5 separate regions of the Homo sapiens genome follow, and all the other regions are linked to region 4. The links are chromatin loops, found by intact Hi-C in ENCODE. Cell type or tissue: dorsolateral prefrontal cortex. All regions are shown on one strand.

What was found. Hi-C counts contacts between places; a loop is a spot of excess contacts. Peaks named below come from ENCODE experiments on the same cell type or tissue, not always from the same donor. Only the 100,000 strongest peaks of a DNase experiment are listed, where the experiment ranks them.
Region 1: a loop joins it to region 4, with 10 times the contacts of the local background. A loop is called at or near these places in 110 of 110 quality-filtered maps.
Region 2: a loop joins it to region 4, with 10 times the contacts of the local background. A loop is called at or near these places in 83 of 110 quality-filtered maps.
Region 3: it touches region 4 in a loop (6-fold over the local background); 28 of 110 quality-filtered maps call a loop at or near these places.
Region 5: a loop joins it to region 4, with 4 times the contacts of the local background. A loop is called at or near these places in 14 of 110 quality-filtered maps.

What each region holds. Positions count from the first base shown.
Region 1 is chr7:137,901,620-137,906,619 of GRCh38, forward strand. It overlaps CREB3L2 (cAMP responsive element binding protein 3 like 2), which reads right to left. Exons shown (of 12, transcript NM_194071.4): 6 at 4,083-4,229; 7 at 2,340-2,398. Among named protein-coding and RNA genes, the nearest start is that of CREB3L2-AS1, 49 kb to the right of the region's middle. RefSeq lists an enhancer at 2,417-2,917. In dorsolateral prefrontal cortex, CTCF peaks have their summits at 2,191 (motif pointing right) and 2,393; a DNase peak (open chromatin) is centred at 2,202; H3K4me3 peaks cover 497 bases; H3K27ac peaks cover 566 bases.
Region 2 is chr7:137,653,980-137,658,979 of GRCh38, forward strand. DGKI (diacylglycerol kinase iota) reads right to left here. Exons shown (of 33, transcript NM_001321708.2): 4 at 2,487-2,561; 5 at 753-809. Among named protein-coding and RNA genes, the nearest start is that of DGKI, 190 kb to the right of the region's middle. In dorsolateral prefrontal cortex, CTCF peaks have their summits at 2,483 (motif pointing right) and 2,689; DNase peaks (open chromatin) are centred at 2,023 and 2,492.
Region 3 is chr7:137,603,467-137,608,466 of GRCh38, forward strand. All of the region lies in intron 10 of DGKI (diacylglycerol kinase iota), which reads right to left. Among named protein-coding and RNA genes, the nearest start is that of DGKI, 240 kb to the right of the region's middle. In dorsolateral prefrontal cortex, CTCF peaks have their summits at 2,816 (motif pointing right) and 3,017; no DNase peak of the experiment used is centred here.
Region 4 is chr7:138,006,965-138,011,964 of GRCh38, forward strand. All of the region lies in intron 2 of LOC124901752 (a long non-coding RNA gene), which reads left to right. Among named protein-coding and RNA genes, the nearest start is that of CREB3L2, 7.4 kb to the left of the region's middle. In dorsolateral prefrontal cortex, CTCF peaks have their summits at 2,049 (motif pointing left) and 2,253; a DNase peak (open chromatin) is centred at 1,959; H3K4me3 peaks cover 348 bases; H3K27ac peaks cover 392 bases.
Region 5 is chr7:137,814,622-137,819,621 of GRCh38, forward strand. The region is part of intron 1 of DGKI (diacylglycerol kinase iota); the gene reads right to left. Among named protein-coding and RNA genes, the nearest start is that of DGKI, 30 kb to the right of the region's middle. In dorsolateral prefrontal cortex, a CTCF peak has its summit at 2,307 (motif pointing right); no DNase peak of the experiment used is centred here; H3K27ac peaks cover 1,847 bases.

The DNA of each region.
Region 1 (5,000 bases), 110 kb before region 4:
CCTGTAATCCCAGCACTTTGGGAGGCCGAAGCAGGCGGATCACAAGGTCAGGAGATAGAGACCATCCTGGCCGACATGGTGAAACCCTGTCTCTACTAAAAATACAAAAATTAGCTGGGCGTGGTGGCACGTGCCTGTAATCCCAGCTACTCGGGAGGCTGAGGCAGGAGAATCGCTTGAACCCAGGAGTCAGATGTTGCAGTGAGCCAAGATCGCCACTGCACCCCAGCCTTGTGACAGAGCAAGATCTGTCTCAAAAAAAAAAAAAAAAAAGAAAAATAGAAGGAGCTGGGGCCGGGCGTAGTGGCTCATGTCTATAATCCCAGTAATTTGGGAGGCTGAGGCAGGCAGATCACTTGAGGTCAGGAGCTCAAGAATAGCCTGGCCAACATGGTGAAACCCCATCTCTACTAAAAATGCAAAAATTAGCTGAGCATGGTGGTGTGTGCCTGTAATCCGAGCTACTTGGGAGGCTGAGACAGAAGAGTCACTTGAACCTGGGAGGCAGAGGTTGCAGTGAGCCAAGATCATGCCACAGCACTCCAGCCTGGGCCACAGAGCGAGACTCTGTCTCCAAAAAAAAAAAAAAAAAAGAGGGAGCTGAGTGATGAGTGCCTGAATAATGAAAGATGAATAGTGACAGTACAAAATATGACCCTCTTTTAGGGTGTTACAACCTCTTTCCTCTCACCTCCTCCCTAGTGTTCTCAATGCCCATCATACTTCTCCCTCTATACTACAGTAATCTGGATACTCCCAGCTACACTCTTACCAGGACTGATAAGAAGTGAAGAGACTTAAGCAAAGGGCAGGACGAGAGCCCAGGACTAGGAATCCTGGTGCTGGGGCACGCATGCCCAAAAGAGACAGTAAAGAGACTTTCATAGGAACATCTTGACCCTGGATGCCCATAGAAAATGGTGGGACAGCATGGGACTACAGTCTTCCCACGGTATTCAGGGGGGATTAGTTCCAGAACTCCCCACAGATACCAAAATCTCCAGATGCTCGAGTCCCTGATTAAAAAATGGTGTAGTATTTGTATATAACCTTTACATATCCTCCAGTATATGTTAATCATCTCTAGGTTATTTATAATACCAAACACAATGTAAATACTATGTAAATATGTGTTATCTTGTATTTATAGTTGTATTATTTTTTATTGTTGTAGTTTTTTTTTATTGAGTTGTTTGGTTTTGGCTTTGGTTTTTTGAGACAGAGTCTCACTCTATCATCAAGGCTATAGTGCAGTGGCACAATCACAGCTCACTGCAGCCTCAACTTCCTGGGCTCAAGTGATTCTCCCCTCTCAGCCTCCTGAGTAGCTGGGACCACAGATGTGCACCACCATGCCTGGCTAATTTTTTTTTATTTTTTAGGGGGTCTGGCTATGTTGCCCAGGCTGGTCTTGAACTCCTGAGCTCAAGCAATCCTCTCACCTTGGCCTCCCAAAGCACGGGGATTATAAGAGTGAGCCATCACACCCAGCCTATTGAAGTTTTTTTCTGAATATTTTAGACCCATGGTTGGTTGAATCTGAGGACGCTGAACCCCCAGATATGGAGAGCCAACTATACTTAATGCTGCATTACCAGTACTTAAGTCAGGTGATAGAAGCACTAAACTTTCAATAGTAGCTTTGAGAAACAGCCAGGAACCACCAGCCACTCCTTTCCCCAGATCCACATGAAGTTCATTTCTGGGTCTGGGGCCTCATGCCCATCTTAAAAATATCTTGGTTTGTTAGCTAAAGAACTAACTTCCAGGGCTAAGACAAAACTGTATTTAATTCATCTTTTTCTAACAGCCCGCCTGATATTACAGACTTTTCAAAAGAACAAAGATTGCCTTCAAGTGTTTTTGCAAAAAAAAAAAAACATGAATTGTAGTGGCTGGAAAATAAAGGCTGCCAACCTGACATCTTTCTTTCCCTATGTGCCCTCTCTAGAGCATGAAGGAGTGTGGCCAATGGGGGCTGATTAAGTAGCACTGCTCCTTTCAGCTAAAACAGGGCTTCTCCTGCTAGAAGTTCCAGGAATGTGCAGGAATGTTAATATTTGTATGTGTTTGAAAAGAAGTCTGTGAGGACTCCGGGGTCCTTGGCTGGCAGTGGTATGATTCAAACACCTACTAAGGTACTTTCACTTCTTTCTTGCTTTATTATAGACGTCTCCTCCAAATAACCACTAGGTGGCAGGCAAACCACAGCTGATAAACCACCGGGTTTCCAAGGTGGCCAGAAAGAGGAATTGAACTGCTTCTCCCCGATTCTCCGCACACCCATATTTCCCTGTGCATACTGCCCGATGAACGCAACAGTTTGCCAGCAGGCTTACTTTTTCTCCAGGCTGTCCATGTATTCTTTCTTCTTTCTCCTACTTTCCTGAGCAGAAATCTGAGAGAGAGGAGTGGGAGGAGAATGATTAATTTCCAGCTCTGTAAGTAAACCAGTTAAGATGGGAGGTGGTTAGCGTAGAAGTCACCAAAGCCCTGCTTACTTCTGCAAGCTGCTTGCCATTTGTTTAAGCTGCTGGTTCATTGACTAGTCTGTCCTCCCGGGTTTCTAGCTGCCAAACTCACACCTACTTTCCTACAAACCAGGCCACCAGTAAAATGGACACTGAGTGGCCAGGAGCAGTGGCTTACACCTGTAATCCCAACACTTTGGGAGGCTGAGGTGGGCGGATCACTTGAGGTCAGGAGTTCGAGACCAGCCTGGCCAACATGGTGAAACCCTGTCTCCATTAAAAATACAAAAAAATGGCAGGCGCAGTGGCTCTAGCCTGTAATCCCAGCACTTTGGGAGGCCAAGGCGGGTAGATCACCTGAGGTCAGGAGTTCAAGACCAGCCTGGGCAACATGGTAAAACCCCGTCTACTAAAAATACAAAAATTAGCTGGGCGCGGTGGTGCATGCTTGTAATCCCAGCTAATTGGGAGGCTGAGGCAAGAGAATCGCTTGAGTCCGGGAGGCAGAGGTTGCAGTGAGCTGACATTGTGCCACTGCACTCCAGCCTAGGTGACAGAGAGAGACTCCATCTCAAAACAAAAAACAAAAAACAAAAAAATTAGCCGGGCATGGTGGCACACGTCTGTGGTTCCAGATGCTTGGGAGGCTGAGGTAGGAGAATCACTTGAACCTGGGAGGCAGAGGTTGCAGTGAGCCGAGATCATGCCACTACACTCCAGCCTGGGTGACAGAGTGAGACTCTGTATGAAAAAAAAAAAAAAGAAAGAAAGAAAAGAAAAGAAAACAATGGACACTGAGTGAAGAGCCAGGCCAGAACATGTGGCTCACAAACCATCAGTGTGGTCTCAGATAAATGAGTTTAACTCCTGGACCTCTGCTGGCTGAAGTACATATATAAAATAAGACAGCTGGCTTGGTCATACATCAACTTGCTGCTGGTTCCGCACATGGATAGAGTGACACTAAGCTCTTGTCTTCCTTCCCTCTTTGCCCCCTCCCTCCTGGTAGGCCTGTGCCTCAGCCATCCCCCTGGTTTTCATCAGGCCTGCTCAGCACTGAGGGGCCCAGGGGTAGGAGACTACTGAGTCCAAATATAGACCAGCAAACTGCAGAAGTTTTGTGATCACAAAACCCTACCAAGAAAAAAAAAAATTAACCAAGCACTTGCAATGTATTTGTATCTTATATATATATAATATATATATATGCTGTATTTTATATAGATACATAGAGTACATATATATGTCTACTAGAGGAAACTATTGTATATATCATACACCCAAAATTTAAAAGGCTGAGTTAAAAAAAAAAAAAAAAAACTAGATGGAAATTCTAATAGCTTCCTCCCACCCGTAAATGTATCATCGTGGGCACCAAAGAGGTAGATACTGATCTGGGAGTCTGCTGGCCTCAAGAGGGATGGGATGGGCTGGAGGAAGAGAGGGGCACGTGGTGAGGGTGCTCCTCCCAGGGCTTAGGGAAGGGAAGGGCTGGGCCTTGGTCTCCACCATGGGATGGGGTAGTGCTGGCCGTTGGGAAGGCAGGGAAAGGGATGCTGACTCGATTCTGCTCGTCTCTGCTCTAGAAGTGCCTAGATTTGAAGAGCTCACCTTATTCTTGATCTTCCTCCGAATTTTCTTCAGGGCCTTCTCCTCTGATTTTGACAGGGGCAATTTGGTGGGGATGGGATAGCCCTCAGCGATCAGGGTCCTCTTCTCCTCCTCTGTCAGGACCAGAGGGCCTGATCCCTGCAGTTTCTGTGCAGACCAAGGAGCAGAAAAGGGTCAAAGAAAAAGAACTGGGACCACTGAAGAATCACCTCCCAATGGGATGATGAGAATCTGTTACAATGTCTTACAGAAGGCTCTGAGACAAGGATGCCCCATCTGCTTTGGGTGACAGATGGGTATTTTGAAGGGCATGGGAAGATGGGGAAGACACCCCCATGTGAGTGTTATAACCTAGGGATTATAATTCAAGGGAAAGAATAAAGAAGCCTCCACCCATTATTTCCCGGGAAGCACCCTACTCGCTAAAACATGAAAAGAAAAAGCAGAGAAGTCATTTCCCACATCCCTAGAGATTTCCTGGCCTTGGAGTGATGAAGGATTCATTTGCAGCCCTGCTTTGTGCAAGAATTTTGTTGTTCTCCTTCTGAAAATGCAGTTTTATAAGGTGCTCTCTACACAACAGGAGTCAATTCTCTCCTCCACTTTTAGCTAAGAGTGCAGAGCACCCAGGGACACATCTGCAGACTCTTTCCACAGAAGCCTCTGGCTTCAGCAGTCTCAGAATGTCCATCAACAATGAAGACAAGAACAGTAGCACATCTCATGGAACCCACAGTAGAATGGCATGTTTATAATTAATCAAACAGAGTCCCTATTGCATTTTAGCTCCATACTAAATGCCATGGAGGACTCAAAACAAACCCTACCTCTCAAGCAGCTTGTGATCAAGACTGTGAGACTGAACTGATACCCATGAAAGGATAAGAGTAATTAAATGCTAAACTGTAATCTTAGCTG
Region 2 (5,000 bases), 350 kb before region 4:
TAACACAGGAGGGTTCTTGCCTGAACTGTGCTTGCTGTCTCTGCTAAATAAAATGTGAACAAATAAGTGCTGTCTCCTCTTGTCATACCTCTGCTTCCCACTAACACATCAGTAACAACTCTTCATTCTAACTTCCTCTTTACCTGTTTATCTTCACGACCAGACTGGAGGGTCAGGGACTGAGAACTGAATATAGTTCTAGCTTATGATGTATTTATTTTTTACTTAACAAATGAAAACACTGAGATTTAGAGAGCTTAGGTGAGACGCCCAAGATCACACACATCAAGGCTGGTTTTGAAAGCAGACCGTCTGACTCCAGGGCTCATAGGAATAACCAGTTACTGTGCTGCCCCATGAATGGCTTATACCCACTCAAAATTGAAAAATGCACTTAAAATCAACCAGAACACATGGCAACAGAGCGACACTCTGTCTCCAAATAAATAAGTAATAAAAGTCTATTTCTTTCTTACCCCTTCAATTCTATCACTACCACCTTCCTCTAGTCTCTGGTTCATTTGGTAAGACCTTAAACTCCCCAGTACATTTTATGAGAATAAAGTCCAGTGTGCACATGTTGAAAAGACTTGAAGATTTTATTGATTGTGCTTATTGATGTGTTAACAAAAAATTGGCATGCAACAGAAAGAGATAGAATTTATTTTTTATTCCCTGGTGAATATCTATGAATCCACTGAATCAATGAGAAATCAAAGGTGATACTTGAAATCAAGCTCTGAAATACTCACTTCTCTTGGTGACCTTGAGCCTCCTTCTCGAAATGTTGGTTTACATCTGAAATTAATCTGTCATTCAAAAAGAAAAGTATATTATATTAGAGATAAGCATCAGACTAGACTGAATTACCTGAAAAAAAAAAAAACAGTGACAGATATTGAGACTGAAAAGCAAAACCTCCAAAGAACAAGGAATAATACTCTTCTTAGTCTTTTGAAATCATCACATTAGATAATCAACAGAGATCCCAGGTGATTCTATATCTCCAACCCCTTTCCTTCATTCTCACAAATCAAATCTAAGTATCTTTAAACGATAATGCTCTTACACCATAAATTTGAGAAACTGAGATAAGAAAGAGCCAGAGGAAAGATACTGGCAGCTTAAACTACCCAGCTGGGTTTCTGATTGTAAAAGTAGAAAATATAAACTTGAGTTTTTTTAGTATTATGACAATTATTCAAAGACAACAGAGTTATTCTTTTTTTTTTTTTTTGAGATGGAGTCTCATTCTGTCACCCAGTCTGGAGTGCAGTGGTGTGATCTCAGCTCACTGCAACCTCCGCCTCCTGGATTCAAGCAATTCTCCTGCCTCAGCCTCCCGAGTAGCTGGGACTACAGGTGCGTGCCACCACATCTGGCTAATTTTTTGTATTTTTAGTAGAGACGGGGTTTCACCGTGTTAGCCAGGATGGTCTCCATCTCCTGACCTCGTGATCCACCCATCTTGGCCTCCCAAAGTGCTGGGATTACAGGCATGAGCCACCACACCCAGCCCAGAGTTATTCTTTATAAAAGGATTCAGCACTGCTTTTCTTTTAGATGTGGAGGTCTCCTAGTAGGCACATTGACATTTCGGTTAGCTACTCGATAAAGTGAAAGGAGCAAAAGAATGAAGGCAGAGATGAGTAAGTGAAGTTGGGGCAGAAAAGAAAATATTAAGATAACATGTTGGTAGTCATTGCCACAAGATATCAGCTAGGATCAACTGGTCATGTCAGTGAAACTACATGAATGTCATGGGGGACTAAAATATTTCAATGCATTTACCCATGACAGCTCAAGAACATAGATAATACACAGAGAAACACACACATTAAAATGTAGTGGGAAGTGTGAAAGGAAAGAGGATGGCAGGCAACTCACTATTGGAGCCTTTCCCATCCCCTAAATGACAAATAAATGGACTTTGCCGAATCCACTGATTCTGGAGGCACACCACCACCGGGATGTCACTTCCAGCCCCACCCACACATTTGAGCAGCAACAGGAGGAGCACTGCCCCAGCAGAGTGAGAGCCGGCTTCCAGCGTGGCTCGCTCCCTTGCAGGCACTTTAGGAAGACGTAAACCACACAAGTCAGATATATGTGAACAACAATTATAAACAGCTTATAGAACTTCTTCCTTCTTAAACAGCTTGTGGAACAGCCTATGGGTGGATAGTAATGCTTGAACTGAGATGATATAATAAGAGAATCAGTGCACACCAGGCTTTTCCATCTAACTGTGTTCTTCCTTTTCCCAAGAGTCAACGTAAAATGATATCAAATTACACTTCAGCAAACAAGAGAGTGAACGACCCTTAAACATTGTCTTTCCATTAGTAATCTGGTAATAATGTTGGACTTCCAGCTTTTTTTTAAGGGCATTGTTTTCAAAAAGTTGGAACTGGAAATTTACACCGGGCCTCTGAAGACCAAATACTTGCAATGTAACAAAACTGCAGCAGGGGGCGCGCTCTTACCTTTTCTAGCTGCTCAATGCAGGCGGTGTGGACGACGATTTTACAGACTGCACACTTCCTCCTGAGAGCTGATTTCTACAATATTCAATTCAAAAGACAAAAAAGAAATGTTAACAGTCTGTTCTGAAGAGTTCCCTAGTATTAAAGTGGGCATATATAATAAATACATAAATACAGCAAACATTGTAATTATTTCTATTACAAAGCAAATTTAAAACTTCATCTTAAATATTGAATAAACTGACAAACTTTATCAACAGTCTCTGCACTCACCAAGTAGCTCCACATCTGCATGATTTAGGGTGGGCTAGATTGTCTCTTCAAATAATAATAATAATAGCTCCAATATTTTGAGCATATAACAAGAACTGGCTCTTTGTTCTGTCATTTCTAAGTTTCAGAACCTTACAATATAGGCATTATTCTCTTCCATTTTAAAATATTTTCTACATTATCACTCAAGTAGCTAAGGGGCAAGACCAACATCCAAACTCAGATCTAAGTTGAAAACAGGCATTCTTTCCCTATTGCCAAAGAGTCTAGATTTCCAGGGGCCAGTCATTTTAGGCTTCTATCCCAGGCATGAGTCTAGACTAAGTTACTTCGGTTTCTGCCCAAATCTTCCAGAAGTAAAGGAAGGCAAGTTCAGCTTTTACGCCCAGGAAACAATAATAAGAATAGCAACAAAAGCAGGAAACGCTGCTAATAGGAATATAGTATTTGCTATCTGTTCTTATAAGCACTTCACAAATGGTAGTTCACTTAACCCTCACAACCCTATGAAACAGGCCCTATTCTTAATTCCATTTCACTGATGAGAAAACTGCCCAAGGTCAGTGAATTAAGGCACAGCAGGGCCAAGTGGTCTGGCTTCAGAGCTCATGCTTATAAGCATTACACAATTCGGCCTCTCTGACAGTCAGTATTAGTTTAAAATTATAATGAAATAAAACTTTTTAAAGTTTATCTTTTTCTCTAATGATAAAAAATGGACTGCATGGAGAGAGATGAATGAGCAGAATCTACATTTCATGACTGCCAGTGTCATGCAGGATCTAAGATAGGAAAGTTCAGCCCTCTCTATAAAGGACAGACTGGAAGGAGGATTTGTATGAATAATTTCTGTGTTTGAGCCTGAAAGAAATGTACTATAACTAAGCCTGTCTGTCAGATGGGCTATCAAAGCATCCAAGTGTGAAAGGTCCTGAGTTCCTGTCCTCTTAGAGATTGCTGGCAACCTTCCCCTTCCGAGGAGTGGTTTCCCCTGCTGAGGTATAATTTTTGAGTCAACTGTGTCAGGTAGGTGAGAAGAAATAAAGCATTGCTGCGGCCAGAGATTTGAAGAGCTGCAAACCACCACTTTGGAGGGGTAGGATTAGGAAAGAAAATGCAGCCTCATAGGTCTTGGACAGCTGCATTCATTCAACATGGGGTATTTACACATTATCAGCCACCAACAAAGAACCTAAAACACTGCAGTACCGCTGCCATGAAACTTGTAGAAGAAATCCACTGACTGAGATTCCTTTATTCTGCTTGCAGATGCTTTTATCACTCTCGGATTTCCTCTTCCTGAGGGAAGAACATGGTGTAGCACATGAAATACATTTGACAATTGCTTTTGCACATAACAATGATAAAAGAAACCAAAGCATCTAGCTACACTACTGAACAGTGTCTTGTTCTACTACTAAAAAAGAAAAGAAGAAGAGAAAAAGAAGGAGGGGGAGGAACAAGAAAACATACAGTAGTAATCGTAGTAACACAGCAGTAGCAATCAAAAGGACAATCAAAAAATTCTATTTTGCTCTACAGGGTAGAGCACCCATAAGCAAATCATGGTTTCCCTTCTGTTTCCTATGGATATCCTGGTGCGAATCACTGCTTTGGCACCACCTGTGGAAAATGCATGGGGCATTTGAGTCACATTGCTAATCAGAGTTATAGCGACACAAAGGAAACTGGAGTTGATTTTAGTCTATTCATTTCCCATGAAACTCCTAGTAAATTACATTGTGGATAAGCAATGCAATATTACCACAGGTAGGCAACCACTTACAGGCTGTGATTTAAGGATGCCTGAAAAGCCTCCCTCCTTGCCAATAACTCCTGTCCTAGTCTAGCTTCGTGCTTGACACTACGCTCTGCATTAAGTTCTATGGAGTTCCAGGGATTTCTTAGTCTGTTACGAAAGTCACTGAAGATGGAAGGAAGATGCGGAGAAAACTCAGGAAGCCTCATGCATTCAATGAAATGCAATGCCTCCTCCTTTGTTTTACAAATCAGGATTCTGAGTCAAAACATCTTTTGCACAAGGGATCTGGGCTAGAAGAATTTGAGAACTGGTGCATTAAGATATGCTATCTCTCAGCCTTCTGGAACGTCATGTAAATGCACTAACATCATTCATATGGAAAAACTGAAGTGCAACGTTCCGCAGATGATAATATATGGAGTCGAGTGCTGTAAGTTCTAAAACTGATTTTAACTGAACTATATTGATTTTTAAAAGAT
Region 3 (5,000 bases), 400 kb before region 4:
AAACAATCCAAATAGAATGCCTCATTTATTTGATAAATACGTATTAGGCCCCTACTCTGTCCATGTGTACCGTCGGGATCTCAGAACTTACTGGAAGGAGAGCAATACAAAATAAATTAATTCACCAAAGATGGGAACTTCTCTGATACAGACGTCTGCTAAGGAGGATGAGTGCCCAGAGGAAACACTCTTAAGCCCAAGTTGAGAGATTAGAAGGCGTTGTAAGTAAAATATCTGAAATGTGTCTTGAAAAATGAGTAGACTTAACTATTTCTTTCCACCTCGAATAGATGAAGAACCTTCAGGGTAAAGGCACAAAAGGTGTGAAACAGCAAGACATCCCATGAAAAAGCTACATTCTGTTCACTTTTCTGAACCATGAGACAGGGAGTTGCGAGAGAGGAGACAGCTGAAGTGAGCTGTGGTTTAAATAATGTATGCTGAGAGGCTTAGGCTTTAATTTATAGAAAACAAGGAGTCACTGAAAAGTCTTCATTAAGAGATTCAGACCAGCTTTTTTTTCTCCCAGACTGACATTTTTTATGCATCGCTCTGGCTACAGACTAAGGAACCAGACCTATCACAGGAGCTAGTTTGGGTCTTAGCTGCCCAATCCTCCCACCAATACTATGATTTCAGAAATAGGACTTTCCATAGGTTCATCATTTGGTTGTTTTAATTCCATCTGTTGAGGCTAGCTGGACAAGAAGATGTTGAGGCTGCATTTTGACAAGTGTCCTCGTCTACTGACTTCCCTCTGCCCTCTTCCCTGCCTACTCTAAACCTTAGGGAGCCTGCACTTTTATCTAAACATAATGATCCTTGAATTATCACTAGGTTGAGAAGTTTCCAGTACTGCAAAAAAGTAACTACTTCATTAAAGTTGCTTGTCCAATTATTTAGAAACAGTTTTGGGACTCAAATTTCTCATCTGAAGTTATTTACTCTTTCTGTCTTCCCCTTCTCCCCACCTTGATGTGACTGGCCCCTGACTTAGGAGGGGTGGCCCTAGTCTGAGAAAGCCGATTCCCAGATGGTGGTGTAAACTCAGCTGCCATGTGTCTGTCCACAGACTGGACACCTCTTCCTCGATCACCCTACTGATAAAGACCCTGGGACCTGTAATCCAAGGATCCAACTCCTGCCATACTTCTACCCCAGGATTCCACATCGAACAGTGTGCAAAGCCAGGGTCTGGATCCCTTGGCTCTCAGGGATGATCAGATAGAATCATCCTAGAGGTCAGAACATTGCTTTACCCTGAAGTTAAAGTCTAGGTCACTGGAAGAGAAAGTCATGAGAGAACGTGAGGGAGAGACAGTGTGAAAGCAGGAAACACTGAGAGATATCACAGGATTCTATAAAACTCAGAAAGATGCTAATGAGTCCAGGACCTCAAAGAAAAATCTAAGTTTTGACATTAAGGCAAACAGAAGTGTAAGGGAGGGGACGTATTTCTCTAGTACTCGAAAGTTTCCACACATAGGAGGGGATTGCACTGGAGTAAACTTTATGTTACACTTACTATCTCTTTCCACCGAAGGAGGTATTCAAAGTTGAAATTTTTGGCTGGGCACAGTGCTATAATCCCAGCACTTTGGGAGGCCAAGGCGGGCAGATCACCTGAGGTCAGGCATTCCAGACCAGCCTGGCCAACATAGTGAAACCCCGTCTCTACTAAAAATACAGAAATTAGCCTGGTGTGGTGACACATGCCTGTAATCCCAGCTACTTGGGAGGCTGAGCCAAGAGAATTGCTTGAACCTGGGAGGTGGAGGTTGCAGTGAGCTGAGATCGTGTCACTGCACTCCAGCCTGGGTGACAGAGCAAGACTCCGTCTCAAAAATATAAAATAAAATAAAATAAAATAAAATAAAATAAAATAAAATAAAATAAAATAAAATAAAATAAAAAAAGTTGAAATTTTGGTCCCTGATTCCTCAAATAAGTCAAATCCCAATAAAATAATAGCAGCAGTGCTACCAAGCTCTACAGCTTTGCAAAACACCCAGTGTCATCGCTACCTTAAGAGTGTTGGAAAAACAAAGAGACAATTACTGCTAAGTTTAAAAGAAGAGATTTAACAACCTAGGTGTTCATCAGTGGAAGAATGGATAAAGAAACTGTGGTATATATACATAATAAAATACTATTTGACCATAAAAAAGAATGAAATCCTGTCATTTGCAGCAACAAAGATAGAACTGGAGGTCATTATGTTAAGTGAAATAAACCTGGCACAGAAAGACAAAAATTGACATGTTCTCACTCATATGTAGTAGAGCTAAGAAAGTGGATCTGACAGAGGTAGAGAGTAGAATGATAGTTACCAAAGACTGGGAAGGGTGTGGTGGGTGTGGGGGATGACCAGACGTTGGACAGTGAGTAAAAACATACAATTACATAGAAGAAATAGGTTCTAGTGTTTGCACAGTGGGGTGACTATACTTAACAACAGTATATTGCACATTTCAAAATAGCTAGAAGATTTGACATATTTCAAACACAAAGAAATGATAAATGTTTGAGGTGATAGATGTGCTAAATACACTAACTTGCTCATTATACATGCCATAAATGTATCAAAATAGCATATGTACTCCATAAGTATGTACAAAAAGAATGTATCAATTTAGAAAAAAAATTAAAGAGTTTTAAAATATGGGATTTCTTAAAAGAGAGACATAGAAGCAGTCCTTACACGGTTCATCCCAATACATTCCTTCAAAATGTTTTTCTTACACAAGTAAAATATTATATAAAGAGAAAAAGCTATTTTTCTTGCCAGTAGGTGGCAATATTGTCCAGTAATTTACTTAGAAGACTAAGCAAGTTAAAAATTTTTTAAAAAAAAAGAAAAAAAAAGTCTAAAGCCTAAGTTTCAAAGACAGAAGGAGATAGGAATCCTTTATATCTAAAAGCAGGTGAGTGGAATAAGTAAATTATTAAAAGGCAAAACTCAAGATTTAACAAAAAGTATCTATTTTTCTATTTATCACAGTAAGCCCCTGCTAACCATAGTATGGTTCTCTGAGCAGCAGTCTCAGCACCTGCGAGCTTATTACGAATGCAGCATCTTAGGGCCCACCCCGACTTACTGAAGCAGAATCTGCATTTTAGCACAATTCCCATCTGAATCATACGCACATTAAATTCCACCATATTATTCCTCTGTTCAAAAGCCAAAAGATTTTTTAAACTAAAATATTTTAAACAGCAAAAAAACTAGTTTCCATTGCATAAATCCAAAGTCTTCAACCTGAAGTATCCTGTTTCTTGAAGACGTGATTCCATAGGATCATTCTAATCTTTAATCACATTTCCAATAACTTAATATGCATGCACCACTCATCATATTGTCCTCAAAATGAATAATCGGCATCATGACATCTGTTCTTCTAATCCTATTATACAATTATTTAACTATGTGCCGTGTTCTAGAAATCACAGATTCAATGGTGGACCTGTACCCCAACAGTGAAGACGCACATAGAGCAGTTATGTTACTGTTCATATCATGCAAGTGTGTACCAAGGGCTATCGGGGCATAGTGGACAGGATGATTGATCTCGAGAAATGGTTCAGAAAGGCACCACTGAGCCTCGAAGGATGAACAAGAATTTGCTGAACAGGAATCTGCCACAGTAAAGAGCAGGAAAAGGACAGACCTTCCAGTCTTCTCTCCTCTGCATAACTAAGTAGTACCCATCTTTGATTTCAGCCATGTCCATGACACCATTTCCTTATCACTCCCAAGTCACTGCTTACCTCTGAAATATCATAGCACTGCAGTCTGAGCCACTCAATTTAGAAGTCACATGCAGTTAATGTTGCTTAAATTATTTTCCATTTGTTCCTTTTGTGTCATTTACAAGATGTCTTTAGAAAATTCATTTTAAGCTTCCTTGACCTCCCTTTTCTATTTAGTGAAATAGGAAGCAATATTAGATAATCTCTGAAGTCCCCGTCATTAATAATTTACACATAGACTGGAATAGGAACAGGCTATGTCTTAACTGGATCATCAGCTCCTTAAAGAAATAGATAACTTACTAGCCTCTGTGCGCCCTAGGAAAGAGAGCTTATAATGATTTAATAAATGCATCTTATATGTGGACTGTCATGACAAAATATATTTGAAACTAATTGATATGTGGTGCTCAGGTGGCCAAAATCATGGAACTAATTACATTTCCATGTTTCAGGGTTCCCAACTGCATCTCTAACCTTTGATAGAACATAGGGATACTAGCCCAAGAGAGTGGGTATTGTTCAGGGAAAATTAAACCTCATTTCAAGGAAACCCATGTCTAGGTCCTCCTCTAATGATGTCTTAGAATTGCCATCATTACTCCATAAAGATCTCTCAGCAACTCAAAAATGCAGGACTTGAAAACAAATGGTTTCTTTGCTTACACAAATTTCTTTTCCTTGTTCTCCAAAATGTTAATACACATTTTTACCATATCAAGTTTTTGAGAATTTTGAAGGCAGAGATGAAAGGAAGAATAATATTTCATTTAAATCATAAGCTCCCATAAGAGAAGTTTTATTGTAATTAATACATTCTGGACAATGCCCATTGTCTTTAGTAATAAGAACATCATCTTGGACCAGTGGGTCAATCCTATTTATACAACTTACCTTCCTTATATGGGATGACTAAAGGGTTTCAAATCTCCAGTTGTTTATTGTAAAACTTGAAGGAATCTTGTCTCAAAATGTAAAATATATACTTCGTGGATAAAGAAAATATTTTCTCATCCAAACTCAGAAGAAAATAACAGAAAATTAAAGCCCATAGAAGAGTATTGATAAGAAGCCTCAGAGAGTGGGAAGATAATCGGATGAAGAGACAAAGACCAGGATTCAAGAACAAATTCTGTCCTTTATAGACCAGTGTCACTTTAGGCATGCCTTTAGACTTAACTTTTCTAAGTCAATTTCTTTATTCTCAAATGAGATAAGTATCTGTACTATTGGATTTGGGCTAGGACCAA
Region 4 (5,000 bases):
GCAAGAATCTAATACCTTCCTAGGAAATCCAGGAAATCAGGATAGGCCTCAGGAATGTGAAATAACTTGGTAATGAGAACTCTGAGTACTGGGATAAAGAGTCAGACAGAAGGAGGGGAGAAGGAGAGCTGCTCCCCACCGCTGAGAAGTCCACCTGGTGTAGAAAATGAGCTGGAAAGAGACGGCACAGGTGCCTTGGCTTCAATTGGCTGTAGATTGCTTATTGATAGAGAATAGCCCCTGATGGGGGTGCTGGATAGAACCGTTCTGCCTGAAGCCAAGGAAACACGTCTCTCTGCCTCTCGGTTTCTCAAAGGGGTTTGGGGGGGTGGACTCTGAAAACCTAGAAAGCAGCCTGCCCTTGGAAACAGACCTCTTCCCATCTTGGCAAATTCAGAAATGGCCAAAGGCCCCAGGACAACAGGAAGAGCTACAGGTACGAGCAGCCAGAGTCACATACGTTGGTCCTTCTCCACCTCTGCTGACCTCAGGAGATCTTGAACTCCACCCTCCCAGGGCCACCCCTCGGCTTCACAATTACATGCTGAATTTATACTCGTACTAACCTGTCACTGTGTGGAGGCTGCTAATACACTACAGCTTGTTTAAAGACTGTAGAAAATTTGAAAATAAAACTTTATTATATTAAACCCCTACCTTACAACTTATATGAAAAAAAGCTTCAGATGGACTAAGGATATTAGTGTAAAATAAAACAAAGCCATCCAGAGAAACCAGAGATAAAATACTTTTATAATTTTGGTGTGAACAAGGTCTAGGCCTAATGTAAAAGGCAGAAAATATATAGGAAAAAATAGCTTTAATTTATACATAAGTATATGTGTCTGTGTGTCTATGTATGCACACACATAGCTATACAGAGATATACATCTTAACCTGTAATTAAATAAATGAGATTAAAATGTTATACATGTTACCGTTCGCATGAGTCATTTTGCAGTGAAGATTTTTTTTTTCCATTGTTTATCTGCTCATGGCCATCCCATCCCAAGAACACAGTGGTGACAGCCTGGTACGTATCATTCCATACTTCCTTTATGCTCATATAATCATATACAAATACACAGAGACAGAGAGAAGTTCAGTCACTGTTTTATTATGCACATTTCTCTGCAGTTTGCTCTTACCACTTAATAAGAGATCTTGAAAATCCCCCATCCTCCAGTGTGGATTTAATGCATTCTTGTTAGCAGCTGACTGGAAAAGGATGAAGCATTCTTCATGTTGATAAACAGGTTTTACTTCTAGAAACATCAATTGTATGACACCAGGATCATATGCTTTGCATGTCCCAATTTCCCGGTATGTGACCTTCTCCCGGTGATAGAAGATCAGGCTCAGGGTGTTGAATATTTTTTTTTTTTTTTTTTTTTTTGAGATAGAGTCTGGCTGTGTTGTCCAGGCTGGAGTGCAGTGTCGCCATTTCAGCTCACTGCAGCCTCCACCTACTGGATTCAAGCAATTCTCCTGCCTCAGCCTCCTGAGTAGCTGGGATTACAGGCGTACACCACCAGGCCCGGCTAATTTTTGTATTTTTAGTAGAGACGAGGTTTCACCATGTTGGTCAGGCTGGTCTAGAACTCCTGACCTCGTGATCCACCTGCCTCGGTCTCCCAAAGTGCTGGGATTACATGCGTGAGCCACCGCACACGGCCTCGGTGTGTTGAATTTGACAGCCTAAGGGCACACCCAGTGCCCAAGGAGCGGGGCTAGCAGGGCAGGAGAGGAACAGAGAAAGGGATCAGGCATGAAATGGTGTGAAGGGCCTGCGGGAGGGTTAGGCAAGACGCAGGGATAGAGAGGTTCAAGGATTGACACTGCTTTGCCACAATTTTTCCTCCAACCTCTGTAGGGCGCTCCCCTTAGGAGATTGTTGGCACCGTGTCACAAGAGAGGTTGGTGGAGGCAAGAGGTTCCTTAAAGGAGGACGGAGGACACAGCCAGAAACAAACAGCCCTTTAATTGAACTAGAAAAGACCGGAATTTCAATTTCAGCCGTTTTGGTCACTTCTCCAACACTGCCACCAAGTGGCTAAAGAGGAACAATGCAACTAGCAAACCCAAAGGGAAAGATTGCAAGAGCTGGGCAGTCATAAAATAAAACCACCATGGCTGGCTAATTTTTTTTATTTTTAATAGAGACAGAATCTCATTATGTTGCCCAGGCTGGTTTCGAGCTCCTGGACTGAAGCGAACCTCCTGCCTCAGACTCCCAAAGTACTGGGATTACAGGTGTGAGCCGCCACTCCTGGCCCCAGCAGTGGTAAAATAAAACCACATCTCACATTCCAGATTAATTTGCAACCCTCAGGTGGAGAGAGAGAACATTTTCATCAACCTAAAGAGTGCCTTCGTGCTGTTTGCTAGTCAGTGCTTCTCCAGAGGTCATTGCCTTTCTGGCTTCCATAGATCAGATTTGCCTGGTCTTGAGCATGATGCAAACAGAATTTTACTGCCTATACTCCTTGTCTGACTCACGCATCTGTGAGATGGGTCCATGCTGCTGCTTGTACAGCCTATTCTCATTATTTGCAGTAGCTCTGTTCTACAAAATCATCACAGACACTGAACCATTGCTCATAGGGAAAATAGGGGTTAGGTTCCTGGGAGACTCTGCTCATGACAATTTCATCAAGCAATCAGTACATATAAAGAAACAAATGTATCAATCTATGTTTAACGTGTATCAACTGATAAACATGCAGAAACAAAATAAAAGCAGATAACCTGGTTTTATGTGTGTTTCTGTTTAAAGACACCTTGTTAAATATATATTGGTGATTCATTAACGTTGAACTCATGGCCAACAGCACTGTAATTCACGACTGAACGAAACTTATCCATGCCTATTTTCCCCAAAAAACACATCACAGCCTTCTTGCACTTAGGAACATTAGACAGCACTTTACCCTTATGCTTGGGGCCATTTTAAACAGCAAAATCACCAACAAAGCACCACAAAAATGAATTTAATGCTATGTGTAGCACTAAATTGACCACAAAAATGATACTTGTTTTACCATATGACAGCCAGAACGAGAAGACAGAACTTGGTCTTGTTTGACCTCACCAGGATAACAAATTTTGGCTGCAGTGGGGCACACCAGGAGATTCAAATTTCTCACTGTTCTGTGCAGGTCCAAAAAATGGACCATAAGAATACCATGAGTATTTTAGGGTGACAAATAAATATCAGCAAGTAGCCAAATTCTCAAATACAGAATCCATGAATAAAGATCAACTGTATCTGTACTTTGGTCTGTGGAGTTTGTTGTTGTTGTTTTTGAGACAGGCTGTCACCGTGTCACTGAGACTGGAGTGCAGTGGTGGGATCATGGCTCACTGCAGCCTCGACCTCCCTGGCTCAAGCAATCCTCCCACTTCAGCCTCCCGAGTAGGTGGGACTACAGGCACACACCACCATGCCAGTTTTTCTGATGGGCTATAAGCTCTATAAAGTCAATCTCAATTCCTCAAAGCAGTCTTCTCATATCTGAAAATATGCCATTCCAGTCAAAGCCTTGGTAAAATACCCAGTGTCTCCACTTGTGACCTGTTACTAAACAAAAACAAAAACAGATTCTTATTGAACCTAAGCAAATAGCTGTACTGACATAAATTAAGAATACTCAAATAGTTTCCAAGTCCTGGAGAAATCAGGTAGAGAGAAATTTTACTCACGAGAGTATACTCAATTGTTAAAAGCTATAAATAGGCCAGGCGCGGTGGCTCACGCCTGTAATCCCAGCACTTTGGGAGGCCGAGGCGGGTGGATCACGAGGTCAGGAGATCGAGACCATCTTGGCTAACACGGTGAAACCCCGTCTCTACTAAAAATACAAAAAATTAGCCGGGTGAGGTGGCGGGCGCCTGTAATCCCAGCTACGCAGGAGGCTGAGGCAGGAGAATGGTGTGAACCCTGGGGGGCGGAACCCTGGCAAGCGGAACCTCGGGAGTGAGCCAAGATCGCGCCACTCCAGCCTGGGAGACAGCGAGACTCCGTCTCAAAAAAAAAAAGCTATAAATAACTCAAGTTTTCAGCTGGGCACAGTCGCTCATGCCTGTAATCCTAGTACTTTGGGAGGTTAAGGTGAGAGAGTAGCTTGAGCCTAGGAATTCAAGACCAGCCAGGGAAACATAGTGAGACCTCATCTCTACAAATAATAATACAAAAAATTATCTCAGTGTGGTGGTGCACACCTGTAGTCCCAGCTACTCGAGAGGCTGAGGTGGGAGGATTGCCTGAACCTGGGCAGTCGAAGTTTCTGTGAGCTGAGATCATGCCACTGCACTCCAGCATGGGCAACAGAGCAAGAACCCATCTCCCAAAAAAGGAAAAGAAAAAAAGTTTTCTTGACTCTGAAAAACAAAACAAAAAAGTATCAGCAATGTTTCAAACAAAAAAGGCATAAAAAATTATTTCAGTTATAAATTAGTTCAGTTATAAATTAGTAATTAACCTTTGTTCTGTCCAAGACTGGGCCAGCAATCTTCATGAACATATCAGCTCTTCAATGAAAGATCTGGCAATTTTCTCTCTAGTCCAATGACACAGCCTCCAAACTTAGAAACCTGCATTCAAGAGCACCCATCAGAGTCCTCTCCATGAACTTCCCTAAAGAAGAAGTAACTTTTGAACTGTAGCTGATCATAAACTACTTTTTGAGAAGAATCAAAGTAAAACAAGGACTGTCCATGGATGATAGAAGTCTTAGGACAGGCCAGGTGCAGTGGCTCATACCTGTAATCGCAGCATTTTAGGAGGCTGAGGAGGTGGATCACTTGAGTCCAGGAGCTCAAGACCAGCCTGGACGACACAGGGAGACCCTATCTGTACAAAAAATAAAGTAATTAGCTGGGTGTGGTGGCATGAGCCTGTAGTCCCAACTACGAGGGTGCTGAGATGGGTGGATCACTCGAGCCTGGGAAGCAGAGGTTGCTCAGTGAGCCGAGACCATGCCACTGCACTTCAGCCTGGG
Region 5 (5,000 bases), 190 kb before region 4:
CTTGCTAGATATACATCTTGGGAAAATAACCTCAGAGACTTGAGCTGCTCCAAACAACCTGGCACAAACATTGAGGTTTGAAATGAGACTAAGAAACAGACTCTGTAAGTATTATTAAATGTTATAAGCACCCCCGCTAGAGAACAAGTATAGAAAGGAATATGAGCCTATAAATATTCCAGAGGTAGACAAACCATGTATGTATATCACGTATATTTTAAAACAAAAAAATGGTACGCTGGTTTTAGGTCAAAAAGGCAGATGAACTAAAAGAAAATACACTCCTTCAGCAGCAATTCCTGCCACTGGATTACTCAAGACATCTCCAGTTTGGATAATGAAAGATTATGCTTCTCCTTGGCTAACTTGAATCCTGCTGAAAACATGGAAATATCAATAATTACCCAAAAGATCAGCTCTCTTTTTTCTTCCCAGGAAAAAATAAAAAAAAAAACTAAATAATATTGACCTTTGGCTCATAAAAGTAGAATTACTGGTTTTATTATTACTTTTCTTGGATATTTCTAGAACCTGAATTCCTTCCCCTGAATCTTTTAAAAATTCATCCCCCCTCCTTCGTCCTGGAGCAGCTAGAAAGAGAAGACACCATGTGCCACCCGAGAGGAGGGAGAATTCAGAAACTCGTCTTCCATATGTGAAGCCAACATGGCTGGTCATTCTCAGAAAATCATCTTATTTGAGTTGCTGGCCCAGCTTCTGCACAGGCTTTGGTGCTGGATTAGCTGCTCCCTTTCAGAAATTAGCTAAATGGCTTGCCTAAGAAGTCGGGGGTTGAGTGTATTTTGAAATAGAAAAAACAACAGAAAAGTTCACTGATCTACACATTTCTTCTTCTTCTTTTGATGTGGGTTACAAACAAATTTTCTAATGAAATGATACATTTATTCTCCCAATAAACATTTTCTAATTCACATATTCAACATCATCTATTTATTAATATTGAAAGACTACTAGATGTCAGCTATGGATGTTCACGCTAGGGACATGGATATGAACAAAGATGAAGATGTAGGCCTGTGGAAGTTTACGGGCTTAGGTGACACTCGTAGTACTAGCTATTATCTAACACCTCTCTTATGTCACTTAATACATTGAAAATATAAAATACTGTAGGTAGAACAGAGAGAGAAAAGATTAGTTCTACAAGGGAGAAAAGAGACTTTAGATAGAAGCTTGTGCCCAAAGCAGAACTTGAAATGTGACTCTACTGCTCTTTCTATTTTCATTATGGGTACCCTTTTATATTATATTATAGGCCCTTATATATTTGTGATGTCAGGGTGTTCCCTGGGTCTGTTCCCATCATCAACCTGTCCCTAAATAATCAAGTCTGCTCTCCTGATTTCAGTTCCCATTACAAATTCCACACTTCATCTGAAACCATTCTCTTGAATGAGAGAATCCTTTTCATGTTAGCCTTCACCTTGATGGCTCACAGGTCCCTTGAGTGCGATATGACCAACATTTAGTTCATTATATTTCCCGTCCATCTATGTTTTGGATGCATTGTTTGAAACCCCTCAAATCCAATTCCCAAGTCACTTAACCCCCAACTCCCCATAGCATTCTCAGACTAATAGCCACAAAAAGCATGTGTGAATAAACACACAAGATCACCTTGGGCAATTTACCTCTTGAACACTGCCCCTTGCTAGATGTACATCTTGGGAAAATAACTCTCTTTCTCAGTTGGTTCATATGTAGAATGGAAATAATCAGATACCTACCCCCTGAGGTTGTTTTGGGGATTGAGTTAATACATGCAAAATGCTTGGAACAGGGCCTAGTATCAATGGTAAAAATGAATGTTAACTACTGTGATTATTCCAGGAACTCAGAGTCTATGTCCAACTTACCACATTCTTCCACTCAGAACACCCATATATTGAACTTTTCCATGCATTTTCCAATGTGCCTCACACTATTCTAAGCTCTAGAGATACAGCAGTGAACCAATCAAAGACCTTGTGGTGCTTATATTTTAAAAGAGGAGAGACAGATAATAAAAATAAACAAATGCATAATATAACATTAGATGGTATCAAAAGGTATAAAGACAAAAAACATTGTTTTGTAATAGAGAGTGACAGAGAAGGAGAGGCAAATTTTTATATGACAATAGGGGGTGAGTAAGGAAGCTGCTAAAGAAGGAACTTTTGAGTTAAGACCTGAATGATGCAATCCAAATGTAAAAAGATCCGAAGAAGGGAGTCTCGACCTTGGCACTAATGACACTTTGGACCAGAGAGTTCTTTGTTGTGAGGGGCCATCCTGTGCATTGCAGGATGTTTATCAGCAGCCTGACCTCTAACCACTAGATGCCAGTAGCATCCCAGGAGTTATGACAAAATCTCCCTCACTGAATAGCAACACTAAAATGACAATTTAAGTGATAAACACTGTTATCATTCTCGTCTCACTTCTTGACCCAACTGATCATGTTATATTTCTCGGTTACCAACTTGCTTTTTATTTCCTAATCAGCCAAGTCATTTCCCATGGCCATACCTGTGCTTATGCTGACCTCTTGACCTTTGTAGAAGACCCTTCCCACCCCTCTTCAGCTGAACAATTCCCCATCATCCTTTCATCAATTCGATTCAAAGTGTCATCAGTTCAAAGTGTCTCATTGTCTAATTCATTTGTATTCAGTGTCTATAACACACAGTAGGTGCTTGACACATACTCGGTGCTTAATAAATATTTATTGAATGAATTAACTACTTTGCCCTCAGGATTTTACAATTATTTAGAGGCCACAAGATATATATACCTATAACTCTCAAATAATACTAAAGGTGATAAGTGACGTACATTCAATAATAACAAAGTGTTTATTTGAGTTCAGAATGAGGAAAACATACTCTTCAATGAGTACTTTTCTTATGTGTATAGAACAAGTAAAGACTGTTGCTGTCGAATTGTGACTCACCTTCCCCCAATACAGTCCTATAGTCACAGACCATGGTCATAATTTCACTAGTGATTAATAAAGCCCTTGCAGACCAGATGTGAGGATATTTGGTAGGTCACACTGACCATCACTCCTACTGGAAAATCAATCTGCAGATACCAGTGGATTATTTCAATGATAAGAGTCCTATGAATGTAGAGAATGCAAACTGTATCTGAGTGAGGCCAATGCTAAAAGGTACCTTCCCATGCCTTTCTTACCCGTTCTTACCCAGTCTTTAATATGCCACATCTGTTTTATTCCTATGCATATGTGTCCCAGGCCTTCTTAGCCACAGCAGGGGCTAACATCAGACACTATGTACTAGTACGAACTTATCAGTCATCCACAACCAGTACCAGTTGCTCCATATTTTGAATATTCTTATTGGCTTCACCATTACTTGGCTACACACTATCAATGACATTGTCTTACAGCATGAGAATCATATAGAAACCGTTTATTCCATTTGGTTACAAAGATGAGCTAACTGGGAATATTTTGAGAAGATGGCAGGCTACCAAGCTAAAAACCTTCTAAGACAAAATTGAAGGAAATACACCCAACCCGAAAGCAAACAAGCAACTCAGAGATTTAGAATTGCTCTGAAGTTGGTCCAAACTGCTCATCATGTGATTCCATTCCATAATAATCCTCTAGGTCAAAAGTTCAATAAGCATAAACTAATATTTAGGAGTCCAGAAATGTGTCATCAACCACACAAGTGCACTCCTCAGATGGCTCAAGTGGACCATTAAGCTTTGTGTATCTGTACATTCATGAACTGAGCTCCTGTCACACCATTTTGGCACATATTCCCATCTCCCACAATTTTTTTGTTTGTTTCTTGAGACGGAGTTTTGCTATTTTTGCCCAGGCTGGAGTGCATGGCGCAATCTCAGCTCACTGCAACCTCCGACTCCCAGGTTCAAGCCTCCCAAGTAGCTGGGATTCTCCTACCTCAGCCTCCCAAGTAGCTGGGATTATAGGCATGCGCCACCATGCCCGGCTAATTTTTTGTATTTTTGGTAGTGACGGGGTTTCACCATGTTGGTCAGCTGGTCTTGAACTCCAGACCTCAGGTGATCCACCTGCCTCAGCCTCCCAAAGTGCTGGGATTACAGGCGTGAGCCACCGCACCTGGCCCTCCCACCATTTTTTGCCCATATTTCCAACTCCCACCAGATTCCTATCTATCTATGGATCAAAAACTCAGGAAAAACTCAGCATAAGTGTATTACACACAAATCAATACACAGATAATTTCTATTTCCATGTATGTTGATAGTTCCTAAGACAATTAGAAATAACGTTAAACTTTAAAATAATGTTTTTCCCCTCAAATGACCTAAGCAACAGAAAAATCATTGTCAAATAAAGCTTCTACAAAAAGCCCTCCCAACTGCACAGAAGTGGAAATTTCCATTTTACAGGTGATGATCCTAAGGCTCTTCGACAGATTAAGTGCTTTAGCCATGGTCAAAAGCACGATCAAAGGCTGAAACAAGACTTGCATATTTAAACTCCAGCTTAACTGGGAACCTGGTGCTCCACTCCCTGCTTGATGCTACCTCTTAATATAGCTATTGAGTACAGCCCACATTTAAACACCTACTCACAGACGTTACACCAGATAACACTCCTCAACGAAGCTGTGTTCCCAGACCCACAGCTTTGTACCCACACAGAAAATCCAAGAACTTCAGACTACAAGGGAATTTTTTTTTTTTTTTTGAGACAGAGTCTCGCTCTGTCGCCCAGGCTGGAGTGCAGTGGCGCCATCTCGGCTCACCGCAAGCTCCACCTCCCAGGTTCATGCCATTTCCTGCCTCATCCTCCTGAGTAGCTGGGAATACAGGCGCCCGCCACCACGCCCAGCTAATTTTTTGTATTTTTAGTAGAGACGGGGTTTCACCGTGTTAGCCAGGATGGTCTTGATCTCCTGACCTTGTGATCTGCCCGTCTCAGCCTCCCAAAGTGCTGGGATTACAGGCGTGAGCCACCGCGCCCAGCCAGACTACAAGGG